Regions from separate parts of the Homo sapiens genome. Here region 1 is linked to region 2. Evidence: chromatin contacts called from ENCODE Hi-C or POLR2A ChIA-PET data. All regions are on one chromosome and are shown on one strand. Each heading gives the region's core, a stretch centred on a gene start or an enhancer-like site at or near the end of the contact. The rest is flanking DNA. Distances are from core to core; before and after follow the strand shown. Region 1 has its middle 41 kb from the start of OGFRL1. Region 2 has its middle 11 kb from the start of MIR30C2.

What was found. Hi-C counts contacts between places; a loop is a spot of excess contacts on that map. ChIA-PET counts read pairs that join two places held with the same protein, here RNA polymerase II (POLR2A). Pooled maps may share reads with other maps.
Region 1: a loop to region 2 is called in a pooled map, with 2.1 times the contacts of the local background. The contact joins two enhancer-like sites. A Hi-C loop is called at or near these places in 1 of 168 maps with a recorded cell type or tissue (ascending aorta) and 1 of 50 pooled maps. POLR2A ChIA-PET finds 5 or more read pairs at or near these places in 1 of 52 experiments (BJ).

The regions. Positions count from the first base shown.
Region 1 is chr6:71,245,735-71,249,816 of GRCh38, reverse strand. No RefSeq gene overlaps it. Among named protein-coding and RNA genes, the nearest start is that of OGFRL1, 41 kb to the left of the region's middle. Within about 2 kb of position 1,401, at least 4 of the 41 ENCODE cell types and tissues checked have a DNase peak (open chromatin) inside an H3K27ac peak, as active enhancers do.
Region 2 is chr6:71,364,479-71,368,304 of GRCh38, reverse strand. No RefSeq gene overlaps it. Among named protein-coding and RNA genes, the nearest start is that of MIR30C2, 11 kb to the left of the region's middle. RefSeq lists an enhancer at 1-958. Within about 2 kb of position 1,689, at least 3 of the 41 ENCODE cell types and tissues checked have a DNase peak (open chromatin) inside an H3K27ac peak, as active enhancers do.

The DNA of each region.
Region 1 (4,082 bases), core at 152-2,651, 120 kb after region 2:
TGGAGGGTGGCTAACCAGTGCAAACATAGATTTCTTTACATTCTTATTCTTCTTTTTAAAAATCTTATGACTTTTAAATTGTATCTCATAATACCTCTGTTCTAACATAAGATAATATTTTAAATTATCAATTATTGGCGGTGATGAACTTGCCCCAATCCATCTATGCAGATGTTTCTTCCTATGCACAGGGCAAATGCATTTAGTTTAAGAAGCTCAGGGCAACACATTTGACTGGCACACTGGATTCAGGTTTATTATCCATGGTCTTCTCACATCTTTGGAGTCTGTCTTTGCAAGACCCACCCCCTCCATCATACCAGGTCCCCATCTAATATGGAAGGAGGAATCTAATGATAGGAGAGGTTCATGGTGTTGTTTAAATAGCCCCCTCTCAGCTCATTCAAGCAGCTCTTCTCAGTCGACTCTGAACTGCTTACAATGACACATTATAGTAGAATTATTTCAGAGACCTTTTTCAACTCAATCTGGGTGTGCCTCATTGAGCTAATAAAATCCTCACCCCTGAGAAATGGTGTAATATGTGTTACATTTTGCTACAATTCATGATATGTCTTTGGAGAAGAATTGTACATTTTATATAATTTGTCAAGGACAATTTCAAAATGCATAACATCATCAATCTCACTGACAACATCGCTAATGGCTTCACTCAGTAGTCAGAGTTTTGCCAAATGCAAGCTAAGACTCAGGCCATCACACACCTGCTCCCAGCCTATTGTTTCAGATGTATCATCTGTTGAAAAGTTAACAGAGTAGGAAAAGAATTCATCCTTGAAGCATTTCCCCTCTAATTAAGTCAACAGATGCTGTTTGAAGTCTATACCTGGGGAATTTATTACTTCAGTTTTAAAAAGTAAGAGAAATTCACAGATCTGCCTTCATAATAATTGTGTTTTTTTTTTATCAAGGTCACCAGCCTAGTAATAACTGATAGTAGTCAAGAATTTGTGATGGTTGTCATTTTCAAAAACATTGGAATGACATTTTCCAAAAGTGCTTTCATTTGAATTATCATCTGGGCTTTATTGCTCCTGGGCTGGGCTCTCCCTCTCTTGGCGGGAGGCTAGACAGAGCTAGCCTTGCTCAAATGGGCTTAAGGGGTTGGGGGAGGTGGCAGGAAGTAGCTCTCAGGACCTTAATGGTTGGATGGAGGCAGACAGCAAACAGTGAAGTCAGAGGTCAAAGTCAGAAATGCATAGCTAAACCAGTCACCAGGGCAGAAACATCCTGAGGCATGCAACAGTTAACTGGTACAGCCTGTGAGTCAAAGAGCCAGTGAAAATGAGAACATGCTCCTTCTGCAAGGAGAAGTAAGCAAGATGGTATTCTTGGGAAATAGCCAAGAAGATGAGCTCTTGCTGTCTGCTGAAGTGTGAGAAGCCATGACAAAAGTGACACCCAGTGACCTGTGTAGGCTTTAGTTTCTTTATGTGTTTCCTGGTCTCCTTGCCTAATATGGGTATGGAAAAGATCACATTCAATCTTATATGTGAAGTCTAATATATTATCATCATTGTAATTGTTAAAATTTGTTTTACAATTAAGAAATAGATGGAAAGATAGATAACCTAAGAAAAACTAAAAAACAAAAAACAAACAAACAAAAAAAACAGCTGCATAAGAATATTTTCCTTTTGTGGCAGAACAAAATAGGGCCAAACATTTTGGTGTGCTGTTTTCTTTCAATTTAGTCTGTTCTTGTTAGTTTCTGATCAAAGTACTTACTTAGCATTCATGATTGCTAACATTTGTGATAATTATAATTTATGAGCAAATTATCTATTGTTACCATGACAGTCCTGGTATTTTCACAGATCAAAATTTATATACAAGAAAAAAAATCCTAACATGAAAGAATTAGATTTTTTTTAACACCAGGTCTCAAATTACCCACCTACTTTGACAGTTCTAGTGTCTTGATTGAATATTTTATGATGATACTACTTAAGATAAAAATGTAAAAGCTAATTTATAGTGACATCTCTTTATGGAAAAGGTCCCCAAGCTGATTTATTACCAGGTTGAAACATGTCAGTGAATACAAACATTTCTAAGGTAAAGAGACTTTTCAATTTTCTTTCACACTCTGTCATACAGCTTCAGCTAAATAATTTATATGAAAAACAGGGTATTTTAATTTTACAATATGCCACTTTATTTTCCTATGATATCTCTTTTAGTTTTATTCTTCAATTCGATTTGATACCTGCTATGTTCTGTACTGAGTAATAAATTTGGAAGCTATTCCCAATTATAATTCATTTTGATACCTGCACATTTGAGGGAACATAATGCCAAAGATTCAAACTTAGTTCTTCTCAGACTAGATTCTTTACTTATCACCCTCTATTCAGCAACAAAGTAGGTAATCAGTTGCCAAATTGATGCTGTTTTTCCAGTTTTCTAACTGTCTCTGCCATCCTGATTTCGTCTCCTGTTAAATTTATTACGTTATGTCATTCTGAAAGGAATTTAGAGAAAGTACACACATATATAAAATTATTTAATCATATTTTTGGTTGAGGAAGAAGGGGTTAAGGGACTATGTCTAATGATTTACTTACAGTTCTATAGAACTATTCACTAATACAATTAATAAAATAATGCACCGTAATTATAATATAATTTAAATATTCAGGAGCTCTGGGTAGTGATAGATGAATATAATTGCTGAGGTTTAAAAGGATTTTTATAAGTGAATTCATTTCAAGGATTATTAAAGGGCAAACAGATGACATGAGATTTTATATTGGTGGTAGTTTGTGTTACAGGAGCATTAGTGGTATTGTAAAGTAAGAAAGAGAAGATGAAGCCAGGAAGGTGCTATAAGCAGGACAAAGAAGAAACAGCAAAGGAAGCACAAGCTGAAGAGGAAACTGCTTATGGCTTAGCGCAATATCTTCTGGGACAGTGCATGATACAGGAGGTGGCAGTGACAGTAGTTCAGTGGGAAAGAAAGATGTGTTTGGTGACAGCATTTTGGTGAGAGGAAACAGGAGAAAATAGGGAAAAGATTAAGGGCAGAGAGAGACCAGATGGTGATCATAATGAGCCAAAACCCAAAAATGTCATGGACTCAAACCTTAGCCGTAGAGACCCAATGAAATGGAAAATTAACAAAAATAGAAAAAATATAATTTATTTTCATAATTTAATGTATTTGCATCATATCTTATCAAAAAGTATTTGAGGTGAATTATTGAAAGAGAAGATGTTTATTATAAGATTAATAAAACAGAACCAAAAGAGGAAGGGGCAGCATATGGCAACCATAAACATCAGCAGAGCGGCTGTGTGTGAGCAGATACCCTAGAGCTTCCTCCTAGCCCTGATGAAGAGGGAAACTTTTTAAATCATAAAACATTCATTAAATATCATTACCTGAAATTAGGGTACCCACAAAATATTTGTCAGAATAAATTTTCCTGGTGAGAAACAGCTCCTGGGTGACAATAGGAGTAAGATTTAACCAATAATAACCTCAATATTTGTTTCACAGCAAATAGAGAAATTAAATTTGCATAGCTAATTCTGAAAACAACCTAAGATAAAAACTCATGGCTAACAATTGAAAAAACGTATCTACAAAAGCAATGACAAAAAAGTCATTCTCTAAATGTGTAGTCTGACTTGATCCAAGGACATTGATTCATAGTGATACAGGAGGCGGGTAGGGAAGTGCTAAGCAGAGAAAGGCGGGGTCCCTGGGGAGGGCTCCCTCGGGCCTGTGCCCATGGACCTAAGTGAGGACAAGCATTTCTGTTTCCGTGCCCATAAAGTTGCCTTTTGGCCTGCCACACCCCCAATCCTGTGCCCATAAAAACCCGAGAGACCGTAGCGGGCACAGACACAAATGGCTGGTCGTCAAGAGGAGCAGAAAAGCAAACACACAGACACCAGCAGACATCGGCAGGCCATCGGTGGCGGGACAAGGCAGAATTCAGCTGGGGTGGTTAGAGGAGAGTCCCGCTGCTGGGTGGCCCGGCTGCTGGGTGGCCCGACTCCAGGGGGAGACCAACTTCCCAACCCATCCTCCTTCTGGCTCCCCATCCACCTCG
Region 2 (3,826 bases), core at 440-2,939:
AAACTGAAGTTGAAGGATTTAAGAAAATGTGGTAGTAACTGGAGTTGTTTATGAATCTTCCCGTTCTCCTCTGGCACATGAGAAGATTGTGATACAGGATTTTTTGCTCCTTAGTTTAGCTAAATCCAGTTCTTGTCTTACAACCAGGAAAAATTAGGCACACAGAGACATCGAAGACTGAGGAGGATGGAATTTATTAAGTGAAAAGAAAGCTCCCAACAAAGAGAGGGGTCCTTCATGCAGGTTTCCACCTCACAAAAATTGAATGGCAGGCCACCACACGTGAGTTGAAGAGGCCAGGCTCTTTCCCCTCATAATTCATGAATTCCTGGTGGCTCCACCCATTCTCCTAGTGGTTGTGGGGCATGCCCAGACAAGCCCCCTGTGCTGGCTCCCATATCTGCACAAAGCATCTGGTGTAAAGACTTGTGGGTCGGGTTGGAGATGTGGCTGTGTCCTGCCTCTATCAATTGCACTTCTCTACATCTTCTGAGGTTAGGTGTGGCTGTGTGACTTGTTTTCATCAATGAAATGTGAACAGAAGAGCCAGGGAAGTATTAAGAGCTTGTGTGCCCTTCCTTCTGTGTTGGTGAGAGGTTTTTCAAGACGGAGGCTTTGTCACCTTGATCCTTGAGTGACTAGACTGGATAGTGCCCCTCTGCTGACTGCTGTTGGACACATTGGTTAATTGATAAACTTCTGAGATTCAAGGCAGGGTTGGAGGAAGGAGACTATTTGTAACCACACGTAATCTTGTCTAACTTAATTTGCCTAAATATCTTTCACACACTCTTAAGCTTGTTGGTGCCAGGTATTTATCTGGAATCGAGGGCTCTCTGACTTAACAATCCATGGTTTTTTCATTTATTTCCTCTCTTTTGGTATCATATGACCTGCAGGAACCCAAATTTCATTCTTTTGCTTGCCTTTTAATTTTATGATAGTAATGAAAGTGCCTAAAAAATTCAATCTGATGTCTATGGTTAGTCTAAGATTAAGATTAAGAAAATGTAGAGGAAAAATCTGTCATTCTCTGGCCTACATGTTTGGTCTGGAGCTTTAATATGATGATCTGCAGGATTAGGAGAAATTTTCCTGGCTTGCTTAATCCCGAGATTCAAGTTCTAGCAAACAACCGTCAGCAATAATGTTAGCTAAAGAATGCTAATATGTCCTAAATGTTACTCATATTTCTCACTGTGCTTATAGTTTTCATGGTGTGAGCTGCTACAAGAGTTCACCCTTTTTTAGGTTGTCACTCAGACATTCTGTAAAGTAATTCCATCATCCATATATATATATATATATATATATATATATATATATATATATATATATATGTATGTATGTTACTGAAACGCCATGGGTTCATCTGGGTCCTGCCGCTTGCTGCACAGAAAGCCAGTGACTGAGACGAAGAGTACTGCCAAGGAAGAAGGCTTTAATCTGATGCTGCAGCCAAGGAGATGGGAGCTCAGTCCCAAATCCATCTCCCTGACCAACTAAAACTAGGGGTTTATATAGCAGGGTCTTCCCTGCTATGTAACAATGTGTAAGAAAACAAGAACTAGAGAGGAGGGGTAACGAAGCAATCATGATGAATGAAGGGTCTGGCATCTCATTGTCTGGATGTGGTGATCTGGTGAGTTTCAGTTCTTTAATTTTCTTTTTCTTTTGAGAGGTCTGAATGTGGTTTCCTGAGGAAGGAACTCTGATAAAACAAATGTAAGTTTCAAATTTTAAAACCAGATGGGCAATTTCTATGTTTATCCAAAAAAAACTGTCTAGGGGACTATTGGGTCGGTTTCATATATATATAAAATCACTTTATGTACACAACACCAAATTATCCGGGTTCATATGTTTAAATTTAGAATTGTGGGGATTTCCCAATCTACCAGCTGAGTATGCTCAACAGGTTAGCTGGATAGCATTGACTATCATGACAGTGAACAACAGAGAATCACATGCAACTCTGAGTCTTTCCTGAGGAGTATCTTCCTGAAACTAAATGAATAGAAGATTCTGAGAACCTTGCTTTTTCCATTATTTGATTATGGAATGACCTATGGGGCAATACATGTTCATGTAATATGGAAAAAACAAAAAGAAGGCTTTAACCGCTTAATTAGCAGGCCTAATTTTTTAGAGTTGGGATTCTCTCTTTCTTTTACTTGCTGAAAATTGACTGTTTGGTTACTTTCACTTTATAAGTTTACTTTATTCATTTAATCACAAAATTCCTAAGCATTCAGTGACTCATAAAGTAGATTATTTGTTTATAATCCTGCCTCATTCTAGAAATGACTAAAGGCAATAAAGTTATGTTTAACCTTGGCAAATATTGGTTAAATGATACTAAGCTAACTTTTTTGGGATGAACTATACAGTGAATAGATTATGTAGGATTGGGATGTTTTTATTTTAATTTAGAAATAATTATAGATTTATAGGAAGTTGCAAAAATTGTTTGGAGAGATCCTATGTACCTTTCACCCAGGTTCCCCCAGTGGTCACATTTTACAACATTTGCTACAGCACAGTAGCAAGACCAGGAAACTGACATTGGTACAATTGTGTGTGTGTGTGTGTGTGTGTGTGTGTGTGTGTGTGTAGTTCTACACCATGTTATTACATGCATAGATTCTTGTAACCACCACTGCAGTTAATATACAAATTAGTATACAGATTACTTTTGCTATATCATTTTTTTCTAAAATCTAAAGACATGAAACTTTTTTGAATCTTAAAGGGATGAAGCCCTTCTTGGTGACTTGAACAGCATCATCATTTTCTGTTGGTAATAACAACTAGCAAATAAAGCTTAGATGAAACTTACACTCCTGTGTAAAGTGTAGCTCTTCCAGTAGGTCCTGTGTTTAGTCTAATATCTACTTAATTACAGTAAGTGTTCAGGCTTTTTGTTGTTCTATTTGTTTTGCGAGCAGGGATTTGATATAAATCTAAATACGACAAGCTTTCGTTAAAAAAAATATTGACCTTCCATTTAGAACAATGTGGTCTTTCACTGTATTGAGCTTATGTGGATGTATATTACTGTAGAAGAATTTTACAGGAGATAAATTCCTATGAAATATTCTCATTGCTATCTTAATTAGAAATAATCTTTTTATGCCCCCACTGTAGGTGGTAAGTCCCCCATGTTCAGTGAATATACTTGCGATTAGGTCATAGTCTATTATTAGGAACATACAGGCAGCCAACTGGCAAATGGATTGTTATCCTGCCTAAGGAGAAGAGAAAAAAATTAAGGTAAAATTAAAATGCCAATACATGCTGAGAAAGAGCTAATAGAAAGCATGTGACATTATGTACACTGGTGATACTCAAATGAAACAATGGAACCTATTAAAAGGTACCTATGTGGATTTTATTCTTTGAGAAATGGACTAGGGTAGGGGGTAGAAAGGCAGGGAAAGAATGAAGACAGTGTATTGAAAGAGAAGATTGTTTGACCCATTTATCTGAAATAAAAATCCTAAGTTTTATAAGATCCTCAAATATTTGGCTACATTTTCAGGTAGATGTGCATGCATAAATGTTAAATGGCTAAAAGAAAATGGGTTATAGTCTACCAATAGTGTGTCACATAGCTTTAAAAGTACTGCTTTAAAAATCATCAATTTAGAGGGAGGATTTGGGTGGCAAGCAACAGGACTCTGCTTTCAATCCTGTCCTACACCACATTTTAATTTTTATTAAAATGAAAACATTGTTGGAATTATGATTTATTTTTTAAAAGAAGCAAACAGTGTTACAGTAGATGAATCAAGGTCCAAGTGAAATCTCAGCAGCCTGAAAGGAT